2 separate regions of the Homo sapiens genome follow, and region 2 is linked to region 1. Evidence: chromatin loops called from intact Hi-C (ENCODE). Cell type or tissue: heart right ventricle. All regions are shown on one strand. Each heading gives the region's core, and the rest is flanking DNA. Links, peaks and the distances in the headings are about the cores only.

Region 1 (6,121 bases), core at 725-5,724:
TAGAAGAACCTGAACTAGAACCCAGGACTCTGGATCTTCCCAGGCTCTGGCCTCCACTGAAGGTGTGAAAGTCAATAGCAATTAGGTGGCTGCCCCATTCATTGACATCAGGGCACTGGAAGGTCTGACTCTCCTCCTCTTCCTTCACCAGACAAAAGAGTCTCCTCTCTCTCTCTCCTACTGGCCCTGAATAGCTCATATTGTCTCTTTTGGATTAAGACACTGGAGACAAATCTTAAATGCACATTTCATTTGGAAGCCAGAAACAGACATATAATAACAATAGTTGTTAATGAAAGGACTTAGCATTCATTTCTTCACTATTTCTGGCACACCTACTGTGAGCCAGCCACGGTGCTGTTCCCTACCCATGTTTTGGCTTACTGACTCCTTCCTGTCCTTGGTGGGTAATGCACATTGCCATCCTTCCCATTTCACAGATGAGGAGAGAGAGGCTCAAAGAGGTACTTGAGCAAGACCATAGTCAGGAGGAGATATGCTGTATTGAAGAGGACTCAACTGGCCTCTGAAAGAAACTTTGAATTGCTGACGTGTGTCAGAAAATAAAAGAAGTTGATTTTCATAATATCTGTCTCTTAAAAAAATTCCAACTTTCTGAGAGCAGAGTATGATGTTTGCTTTCTACTATCCTTTTCCTCGTACCCCACCCCCAAAGTGTGCCAAACCTCCTTACTTGCAGAAGACAATTTTGGATTCTTACAAAAAGCAGCTTCACAGAAGCCATGGGAGATTTTTGCACAAAGCATTTGCCTAATTGGACCCTGTTCTATTTTCTGACCTGTTGCTCCTTGAAGTATCATCTTAAAGATGCTCTCCAGAAAGTGTCCTGAGCCTACATTTTCCCTTGGCTGAAAGACTCAGGTTCTCTCTGAAGATATGTTATACTGCTATACTTAACATTTATTTTAAATAGTGGAGAAAGAAAGAAATCTGAAGACTGTAAACTGTCTAAATAAGAGGAGAATTACACAGATAAGCAGATAATACATCGGTTCCTAAATACCGGTTGCGAAAGATTATAATGAACAGAAAACATTTAATCCACCACATGAAGCAAGAGGGTGACCCCAGAGAGGTTGTCTGAGGTTTCCTTGGGGGGAAGCCCAGCCAGTGTTAAAAATGATGTCTATGAGAATGACAGACCTTCCAGCAAATGTGCTCACCACTTCTTAAGGTGAAAGAGAAAGAAAAACACTGAAAAAAATTACATATGTATTTGAACAACAAATATATATGGAATATCCACTCTGTACCAGCTAGGACTCAGGCAGTAAACAAAACAGACAAAGTCCCTGGCCTTATATTTGGGTGGGGGGATAAGGGAAAGAAAGACTAGAGAATAAAGCATACTATTGCAGGAGATGGCTTTGCTAAGAATGAAAATGAGCTATCAGCCCATAGACTTGTGTCTAATGCAACCATCTGACAAAGGAGGCACAAAGCTAACTTGAACTTTGACCTGTTGCTAGTCCACATTTTCCCCAGCCCCTGCTGTCTCAGAAAGCTCTGTTTCCCAGAATCAGTGTCCTTTGGCAATTCACCATCATTACAAACTCTTCTATATCAGAGCTGCCCAGTGTAGAATCCCGGCCCTTGTCCTTGATCTCTCAAAACGAATACAACAAAAACCAGCCACAGAAATGAATAAGTGAAACAAAACGTAAGAACAGGTCATACAAGGATACGTTTGTATGCATCAGTCTTCTCTGATGATTTCGAATGAAAATGAAGATTAAGTGAGAGCAGCATGTGACCACGAACCCCAAATGGGACATCAGACAGTTAAAAGCCCTTCAATCACATCTCCCATGGGCCACCCACCACATCACTCAAGAAACGTCCCTCCTTGCCCCTCCACCATGCCACTACACACACACATACTGTGTTTCTCTGTTTTCAGTTTTGTTCGCCATTATTCCTTCTCTTGGGCTCTCTCCAGAAACCCAGCATCTTTCTCTTTTCTTTGAGAGCAAATTCGACCTCTCTCCTGTCAGAGCCACCTGCATATACCTGAAGAATCAGGCTCTCTGATGACTAGCAGGTTTCTAGTCGGGCCCTACCCTTTTCTGCAGGCGGAAGGTAAATTTTCCTTTATCTTTTCTCCACCAGTCTCTGGGAGGTGGAGGAGGAGGGAAGAAGAGCAGAGTGATCTATTGTAACATCGACATATAAATAATGCCACTTCATTTAGAACATAAACGTGGCGATGGTCGGTTTTGGTTTAACGTAGCTCTTCAAAATAGCTCCTCTCTTCCTTCACATGAGTATCTGGGTGAAGGTAGGTGAGCAGGAAACAGTCAAGACTATGTTAAGAATTTGCATATGGCTAACAATACCGTACTGTGTATTTGTTAAGATGACCGATCTCATGTTAAGTGTTCTTACCACAATAAAAACATCCAAACAAATAAATAATAAAAGAATTTGCCTGCTCTATGAAACAGTTTGCAAGCTGTTGCTAGGGGCAGCCTTATTTATCTGTATGTAAATTTAAGATGGGGGTCTGCACTGGAACCAGAGGGGAAAGGAGTGTCTAATCTCACTCTGCAGAGAATGGGGAAAACATGTAATTATGCGTGTTTCAGACTAGATGGGATACAGAGCCCTAATGTCCGCATCTTACAGAGGGCCAGCGTAGTTTACCCATCATCACAAACCACAGAGCTACCCTGGGGGAGCCAAGGAAAACCAGGATTTCTGACCCTGGACTCAGTCCAAGAGAGACATGCAGAGTTGAGCGTCCCAATTTTGCACACTCAATCTATCTTCATAGATAAAGTAATAGAAACAACAATTAAACAGAGAAAAATTATCATTAAACATCACCCGCCATGTGGCTTCTGTTAAAACAAACAAACAAACAAAAAACTCTTGAGATATACCCTCTTTTCAGTTCCTTGAAAACTTTTGGATACTCTCTGCCTTGGGACACCTGTGTTTCCTGTTCCCTCCACTTGGATCATTTTTGCTCTGAGTCCTTGAGTGCAAGGCTGCTCCTTCTCATTGAGATATTGCTCAAATGCCACCTTTCAGAGAAGCCACCTCTGGCTACTTTCTCTACAGAAGAAGTAACCTGCCTGCCTGGCTCATACGAACTCTCTAACCCACTATTATGTTCACTTAATTTATTACACATTTCCCTGTTTGGAATCATCTTCTTCATTGGTTCATTTGTTCAGTAATTTATTCATTTGAGTGATGTTTTCCAAGCTCTATGCTAGGTTCTAGGGAAACAGCAGGGAGCAAAACCCTCTGGCCTCAAGGAGCTGAGGTTCTATTGGGACACGATAGACAATGCATCCTACGGACTACATAGAGGGTGATAAGTGCTTGGGGGAAATGAAAGCTGGGGGAGGTAGGGAGTGCTGGTGTGGAGTGGTTAAGGAAGGTGGTTTTGGGGATCTTGGGGGAGGAAGAACATTCCAGGCAGAGAGAACAGCAAGTACAAAGGCCCTGAGGCAGGGGCATGTGGGGTGAGGAGGTGAGAATTGATGGTGAACAGGAAAGCTAGAGTAGTTGGTCAGGGTGAGCAGGTGGGTAGGGGGTGTTGACAGAGAAAGCGTGTGCAGATTGTGTAGGGCCTTGTTAATCAGTGCAGACTGATGCTTTTATTCGGAGCGAGTTGAGGCAATTGTAGTATTCTGAGCAGAAGAGAGGCATGATCCAGCTTGTATTTTAGTTTTTCTGGGATTTTGTCTTGTTTTTTGTTTTTTGGAGATGGAGTCTTGCTCTGTCACCCAGGCTGGAGTGCAGTGGCGAGATCTCGGCTCACTACTGCCTCCACCTCCCAGCTTCAAGTAATTCTCCTGCCTCAGCCTCCCGAGTAGCTGAGATTACCAGTGCCCACCACCACGCCTGGCTGATTTTTGTATATTTTTTTACTAGAGTTGGGGTTTCACCGTGTTGGCCAGGCTGGTCTTGAACTCCGGACCTCAAGTCATCCTCCCACCTCGGCCTCAGGAAAACATGTAGGAGGCTCTGGCTTTTCCCCAGGCAGGAGAGGGCACAGGCAGGCATCAGGTTGGTAGTGTGTGTACACACACACATACATACTTACACAAAAGAGTGAATTTGTGTCCATGTATTCTGCTTGAGTACTGCTCCTCTGACTTGACAATATGTCAGCTGCATCTTTCCATATCAATAAATGGGGAGCTATATCATAATTTTAGTGTGCTCGTATTATTCCCTTGCATGGATGTACCATAATTTAGCTGGTCCTGAATTAAACACTTCGGCAGTTTCACATTTTTCACCGTGATAAAAAAAATCCTGCAGTGAACATTTTTGAACATATATCCCTGAGGACTTGCTTGTCCAAGTACATCTTTGAGATAGATTCCTAGAAATAGAATTGTTAGGTCACAGTCTATAAGGGGCTGAAGGATTTTGATGCATAATGCCAAATTGCCTGGGAGAAAATGTGTACCAAGCACATCCCCACCAGCTGTGTTCCTGTTTCCTTATCTCATTTTAAGTATCATCACTGTTTTTATTCATTGCTAAGTTGATAGATTAAAAAATATGGTATTTCTTCCATTTGACCCAGCAATCTCATTGCTGGGTATATACCCAAAGGAATAGAAATCATTTTATTATAAAGATACATGCATGCATATGTTCATGGCAGCACTATTCACAATAGCAAAGATATGGAATCAACCCAAATGCCCATCAATGATAGACTGAATTTTAAAAATGTGGTACATATGCACCATGGAGTATTAATGTAGCCATAAAAAGGAACAGGATCATATTCTTTGCAGGGGCATGGATAAAGCTGGAAGCCATTATCCTAAGCAAAGTAATGCAGGAACCAAACACCACATGTTCTTACTTATAAGTGAGAGCTGAACAATGAGAACATATGGACACAGGGAGGGGAACAACATACACTGGGTCCTGTTGGGGGAGATGTTGGGGATGGGAGGAGCATCAGGAAAAATAGCTAATGCATGCCGGGCTTAATACCTGGGTGATAGGTTGATGGGTGCAGCGGACCACCATGGCACACATTTACCTATGTGGCAAACCTGCACATCCTGAGCATGTACCCCAGAACTTAATTAAAAAATATATAGTATTTTTTGTTGTTATTTATTGCCATTTCATAGCTTTACCCATATTTTATTTGGGCTATTAGCCTTTTATTAGTATTTAAGAACACTTTATTAAAAACATATTACCATAAATGTTGCAAAATTGTAAGGATTTTTTCATATAATCTTTTTATTTTTTGTTTTGGGAAGCTATGAAATATTATATGCATATAAAAATATATAACACACTTATGAAAGATACAAAAAATAAACACCGTGTACTCCTGACCCAGCTCAAAGAATGGAACATTTCCAACACCCCGATTGCATTCTCTTTTCCCCCCAGCCAAACTAATTACTCGATGGTGATGATTCCCTTACTGTTCTTTATAGTTTTGCCTAAACTGTAAATCTTCATAAACAGCCTAGTTTTAGTTGTGCAATGTTTCGAGCTTTATGAAAATAAAATCGCACTTTATGTATTTGTCCATGACCTGCTTTTTTTTCAAACAATATTATGTGTGTGAGCTTCCTTCAGATGGAAGCCTAGCTGTGGGTCATCTCTCCCAGTGCAGCTTTGTAAAAATGTCTCTAGAAGTGTGATTTCTGAGTCTCCAGAAATGCATATCTTAAAATAACCCAGCTCATGCCGAATTATTTTCCAAAGTGGTTTTTACCAGTCTATAGTTTGTTCGGTACTATATGAAGCTTCCAATTTTGTTCACATCCTTGCCAAGGCACGTTATTGTCTGACTTTTAATTACTTTCCTAATCTAGTGTATATGAACACTAGATTGTATGGGAGTAGATAAGGAACATTTCTTATTATAAAAAAAGGCAAGGTCTTAGAAGAAGTGGTTACATTTTTAAAAATACGGATTTTTAAAATATTTGTTTTACTCTTCCTAGAATACTAGGAAGGCAAACTAACTTTCTTTCATTAGGCTAGAAGTGAATAGAACTTCAGTTAAAAATCAAGGTAATTTTAAGGTCAGAAAAACAAGCTATCTGGGGGACAATGTGCCAGAAGAGATGGTTACACTATTAAAAAACCAAATGCT
Region 2 (6,121 bases), core at 799-5,798, 280 kb after region 1:
TGACTACACAGCTTGAAATGGACCCTACAGGCAAGGAGAGGAGGGCCCAAGGCACAGGACTGAGCTGCAGTTTTGTAGTTTGCAAAGAAAGCAACCCTCTGCTTTGCTTTAGATGGCCTCCGAGGCCAGTTCTTTGGGCAGAATCCAGAAACAGGAAGAAGTTGCAGAAGAGAAGAGGCAAAGAAACAAAGAAAGGACTTGTCTGAGAAAAGCAGCCAAGAGCAGCATACATGTCAGGGACAGTGAGGGTGCTGAGCGGCAGATACTACCCTCGTGGGTATCCTCCCTCAGTTGAGGCTCTTCCCCTCTCCCAGTTTTTCTTACCCCCAGTGGCACAGATTGCCTTTGGAGAGAGCTGACCTGGGAGAAAGAAAGTCCACTTTTGAGTTTCTAAAGCCTAGGCCAGGGCACGAGAGAGATATGAAAGCATAAGTGGTGAATATCCTCCCATCTGGAGGGAAGAAAAGAGAGTAAGAGGGAAAACAGAGAAAATGTGGATGCCAGAGCACCCTGGACCCTGCATTACCCCAAGAGACTTTGGGGGATTCCAGCCCATGGATGACCTGAGAGATGCAGGAGGATCCCCAGAGTCCCATGTGTCTGGCATGACCCAGCAGCAGGAGAAATGTCTGAGCTAGAAGTGGATAGGCCTGGGTTGGCCTCACAGGGTTCCCTGTGCCAAGCATGAAGTCAGAACATAGAGTGTCCTCAGGCACCCAGAGGGCCCCATGATGGTGTGGGAGCTGTGGATGCTTCCCACGAGCCCAGGCATCTGTCACACATGTGTTTCCTGCCATTGCACAGATCGTGCCATAGGTGGTGGCAAGAAGACGCCTTATAATTGGGGCCAAGGAGCACATAGCAGTCACATATACAGCCTGTAGACAAAAGTCAAGATGGAGAGAGAGATCTTCAGGAAATGAGGCCAGTATGGCTCATGGATGACACAAGGCCCAGTGGTGTCCAGTCCTGGCACTTGTTCATAATCACAGACATTTCATTTATACAACCCTATGATCCATTGGGTGTGGCCAAGCTGGAAACAAAGAAACTGAAATGACCACACATGGCCACAGGATTTCTCTCCTCCGGTGGCCACAGCCCAATGGAGGAGACAGACCTCCCGAGAAGGGTGGGCATGGGGTGCCATGATAGACGTAGCAAGCAGGAACAGGGGTTGGGGTCACCATGTGAATGAGAGAGAAACAGGCACTGAAGCTGCAGGAGCCTGGGGGACAATTGTGCATGCCAGGCACCTAGAAAGCAGGAAGAGGGGAGATAGCAGATGAAAACACACACACTAATCCAATGCCCATCTCCATAAAAAGCAGTGGCTCATGGGACAACCAAGAGAGCTCCTCTGACTTCCTGCCCAAGCAAGAGCATAACTAGGTGATGGGGGCAGAGGCTCTGAGGAGCCCAGGCAAGAGCTCAGCACAGCTTTGCTAAGGTTCGCCTCTGGAAGCAGCCACCTCTGGGAATTTCCCTGGTATCTGTTTGGGCAGAGACTGAAACTGAACTGAACCATTAATAGCCTGTGATCATCCTCCCAAACTCCCCCCAAACCTTAATTCTTTTGCACTAAACCAAAGATGGTTTTGTTTTAACATCTGATTCACCGGACTCAACTAAAAAATGAAAGAGCTGAACCAAAGGAGCAGAATAATCCCAGCACCTGCAGCAAACTGTTCATCCATCCAGCTCCATTCCCTGGGCAGGGCAGGTTCCCCTAAGGCATTGTTCTATTGGGAAGAAGGCCCATGAGAGGCCAGAGCAGGGAGAGGCATGCAGTGGCATGATCCAGAGGGAAAAGGAAGAGAAAGTAACCATCCGAGTACTCCCCACTCTTGGAAGAGCCAATAGACAAAATCCAGATGAGCTTATGAGTAATGGATGTCCTATGTGCCACAGGGTGTTACAGGCAGATGCTGAGGGAGGGGTGCAGCCAACGTAAGGAGAAATGCAAATAAAGATCAGGCTTGGGGGCAGGGGTCTGATGATGCCCCCAAAACGCCAGTCAGCAGGGACTCTGACATTTAAAGAGGCACCATAACCACTTGAGCCAAATCTCTTTTCACTCAGTGTGCCCAATGTGATATTTAAACAGAAATGTCGCCCTCACTGCATTTATGCCCCTCCAACCCTTCAGAATTGGGTCTGCTGTCCAAATGGCTCATGTGTGTCCACCTTCCAGAGCCAAAGTGAAAATTTCTGATAAAAACAGAAAAAGGTAAATTTCGGCTTTATGAACTCAGGATTAAATCAGGCCAGGCCTTTCTGTGAAATGTGAACCCTGTAATGCTGAGAAATTGAAAAAGCCCTTGCTTTTTGAAGCTCTGGCCTATCTTTAATTGAACCTTTTGCATGAAATCATGAACCATGGCCGATGCCATGAAACAACTCAAGGAAGAAACCAGCAAAGCAACTGGCTTTGAACTGAGACCTGCGAACTGAGAACCGCCTACAGTCCGTAAAAGACCAGCCTGGGCCCTTGGGTTGCCCTCATCCTGTTTTAGAATCGTCTCTTTTCTTTGAAAACTGGGGAAAGGGAGGAAGTGTGGTTACTGAGGATTAAGCTTGAGTCGACCTTGAGTTAGGGGTCAAGTTACCACATCATGGTTTGGGTCAGAACTGATTATTTTTGGCAAATGTACACCAAAAAATCACATTTTTTAAGTGGATAAAAGTGCACCATAGGAAAAAATTCATTTTCGGAGACATCAGCACATTTCAGTGAGTACTGTGGCTAAATTTGAAAGAATGTGAACTTTTGAGATTACTAATATACATCCAAATGTGTGTTAGGGAATGTACATTGAGCTCTGTTATTCCTAATCTTTTACACAGGCCCTCTCCACCAAATTTCATAGACACATTAGAAAAAGGAAAGCCACTCACACTCCTGCTTGCATAGAAGTCCCCTGCCTTTTGCCAATGAGCTTTTCTGCTCCCAGATCAACTTGATTAAGTAAGATATAATTTTCTGCTTCTCTCTCCTGGCATAGGCACGGCTGTATAATGTCTTCGTTCTCCCCAGTGAGATGCCTGTAACTGACCTAACTTAAAGAGAAATATGTTCTGCCTCCCATCTTCAGAGGAAGAAACCCTCTGAGACCTACATGTGATTTGTCTTGTTGCCTGCAAAAGTTTGCTCTTTATGGTGACAGCTAGGCTTGCTTGGGAGATTTGAACAGATACAGCTTCTTGGTGCAGCTGCCTCTGCTCTCCTAATTTGATCCTGAGCCTAACAATTACAGTTATCAAGGAGCCAGCTCTTCCAAAAGGTTTCCTGCAAATCACGTCATCATCTGTGATGTGTACAATTTGGTCTCTTGGATTATGCAATGATTCTGGGTGTTGTTTTAAAGCCTGACTTTAATAAAAAGCCCGAGAAAAGAACAAATGCAAATGGGTGTTGACGTGGACTGCCCATCCTCTGGCACCAGCAGTAGAATACAGACAGTACCTACAGCAACACAATAGATAATGCATCTGCAATTACCGGGATACTTAACATGTGTTGTATAACTCATCGGAGAAAATATAGATCTTTTGTGTGTGTTTCAGATGTAGAAGGAATGAATGAATCACAGGTCATAAACTCAGGCGTGGGACAAGTATCAGATCTTTGTATTTTCTTCCAAGCAGCTTAATTTCAATCGTGACTACTCCATGCCAACAGGTAGGCAGGAAATTCCACCTCATTGATTCTCTGGGTGCCCCTGTTCCCACCCAGAGGGTCTTTCTCTAGCACCAAGGTGCTGGGAGGGCTCCCTGTCCGCCTGTAATTCCCCCAACTCCCCAGCATGTACGAGCTATGAGTCACTAGGCCACACTGGTTGCCATGGAGACACTCATCGTCCTAGTCTACTGGTCCCTCCAGGTTGAGGCTGCGGCTTCCACACCAGGCATGGAGGCTTCAGGATCTTGGTGAGGCTGGGAGGCACCTCACCCTTCCCCACTGGCATCCTCACCAACCCCCTGAGCCTGGCCAGAGAGCAGGGTGCTGCCTCCCCTAGCTGTCAGAATACTTTTTGGCTCCCAGTCCAGGGCAATAAACTTTTCTTCAAAGATTCTCTCGCTCTTCATGTCCCTCCCAGAGTTGCTCCCTCTCCACCAAACCCATCCACCTCTGTGATTGTAAGCTTTGGCAAACCAAGGCCAGAAAGGGAGCTGTCCAGTGGGCAGCTCCAACTCTCCACCCTGCCTGGAGCCTCCCAGCTCGGAGCTTGTGGCCTACCAGAGACATGGAAAGGGCGGAAATAAAGAAAAGCAATGCCCAAATAGATACAAATGTGTCCCATCCCTGCAAATGTCACAAAGTCATGAATAATTACCACGAGGGACACTTCCCCAGCTTTTTTGCTGCTCCATCACCAGCAGCCCTCTAGTGAATCCCAGCACTTCCTTCACTTTCTCTCCTAGTTCCATTCCCAAGCCAATATTTCTTTGTACATTCCAGCTGCCTTCTGAATCCCTTACTTCCTCTTCAGTGTTCCCACGCAGGTGACAGCAGGAAGAAGCATGGTCTGGTTGATCCGATGGTACATGAAGCTAATGGCCATGAGCCTCCCATGTGGTCCTGGGGCTGCACAGAATGTGCTGGTGGCCACAGGAAGGCTCAGAGACCATGATGTTGAGGAAGGGGCTCAAGGGGGCTTACAGACATGGCAGAGACACATGAGATGGAATAAAAATGCCACATATGTCAGTCAAATTGAATAGCTAAGGGAGAGCGAGGTGTTGTTTTGAAAGCGTATATCCACGTGGCTTAAAGGCGTGTCACTCGTTTTGTTTTGTTTTGTTTTGTTTTGTTTTGTTTTGTTTTGTTTTTATGAGACAGAGTCTTGTTCTGTCACCTGGGCTGGAGTACAGTGGTGTGAGCTCGGCTCACTGCAACCTCTGCCTCCCAGATTCAAGCGATTCTCCTGCTTCAGCCTCCCGAGTAGCTGGGATTACAGGCATGCACCACCACGCCTGGGTAATTTTTGTATTTTTAGTAGAGACGGGGTTTCACCATGCTGGCCAGGCTGGTCTCAAACTCCTGACCTCAAGTGGTCCACTCGCCTCAGCCTCCCGAAGTGCTGAGATTATAGGCATGAGCCACCGCACCCAACGAAGGTGTGTCACTTGTGTGCGTTTGTGTGACATCCTGGAAGCATGGAGGCAGGGTCAGGGGTCTGGAGCCAATGACCCACATTCTAGACCCAGCTTTTCCACAAAGGAGCCTGTGCCCTTGAGAAAGCCCACTCCCCCGTCTCATTTCTAAAAACAAAAGATTAGACCAATTTATCACCAGGCTCTCTTTGACTCTGAGGGTCTTTGACGCTAATTGATTTTTTAAAAATAAACAATATTTTAAACACTATTTTATGGTGATTAAGGTACTTGCTCATTATCTAATGGCCAACCTGGATGAATTTAACCCCCCAGGCATGTCAGTCTGCCACGACTGTGCTTTCACCGTTCGACTCCATAAAACCCAGCAAACTTCATGTATATTAAAGTTTAATAGCAGCTCAAGAGTGAGAAGCTGAAAGAAATGTGAACAGTACCTAAGGGGTGTTTTATTCATGTTGATTCTCATATGTATGATAAATAGTTCCTGTGCCTGATTTCGTGATGAGAACAGGTTCTTTAAAACACCAGCAAAGGAAGCCCATAAGGAAAACAGAAATCATCTACCATAAAGAAAAAGCCAAAATATTCATATATTTCTTTGGAGACCCAGCAAGGTCTGGAGAGAGCCAGACATTTGCACCTTGGCTAGATGTATTTAACACCAGTGATCTACTCCAAACCCCATGTGGGGCAGGATGCCAGCAAGACAGCATGGATTTTGGATAGCAGCTCACCCAGGAAGGACACTCAGGTTCAGAGCAGATGACACATGGACATATGTATCAGGGTTGTCCCATGTATATGTATGGACGTGTGTTTGAATATGTGCATGCATGCATGTATGTGTATGTAACAGAATAGAGTGTAAATGTACATATTGTACAAATGTGCAAATGTAAGCAAGCTATTCTTAGCTTGCCAGCCATACAGAATTAGCTTGCCAATTATGCAAACTGTGCTCTAATAGGTAGTTTGTGCATTAATTTCTTTTTTATCATGT

The links. Peaks named below come from ENCODE experiments on the same cell type or tissue, not always from the same donor. Only the 100,000 strongest peaks of a DNase experiment are listed, where the experiment ranks them.
Region 2: it touches region 1 in a loop (3-fold over the local background); 2 of 110 quality-filtered maps call a loop at or near these places.

Annotation. Positions count from the first base shown.
Region 1 is chr1:14,241,244-14,247,364 of GRCh38, forward strand. LOC107985467 (a long non-coding RNA gene) reads left to right here. Exons shown (of 3, transcript XR_001737611.2): 3 at 1-6,121. It also overlaps a transcript of KAZN not described here. Among named protein-coding and RNA genes, the nearest start is that of KAZN-AS1, 180 kb to the right of the region's middle. In heart right ventricle, for the core only: no CTCF peak of the experiment used is centred there; no DNase peak of the experiment used is centred there.
Region 2 is chr1:14,519,204-14,525,324 of GRCh38, forward strand. It overlaps a transcript of KAZN not described here. Among named protein-coding and RNA genes, the nearest start is that of KAZN, 76 kb to the right of the region's middle. RefSeq lists enhancers at 868-977, 1,278-1,337, 3,822-3,911. In heart right ventricle, for the core only: no CTCF peak of the experiment used is centred there; a DNase peak (open chromatin) is centred at 3,842; H3K27ac peaks cover 1,305 bases; H3K27me3 peaks cover 411 bases.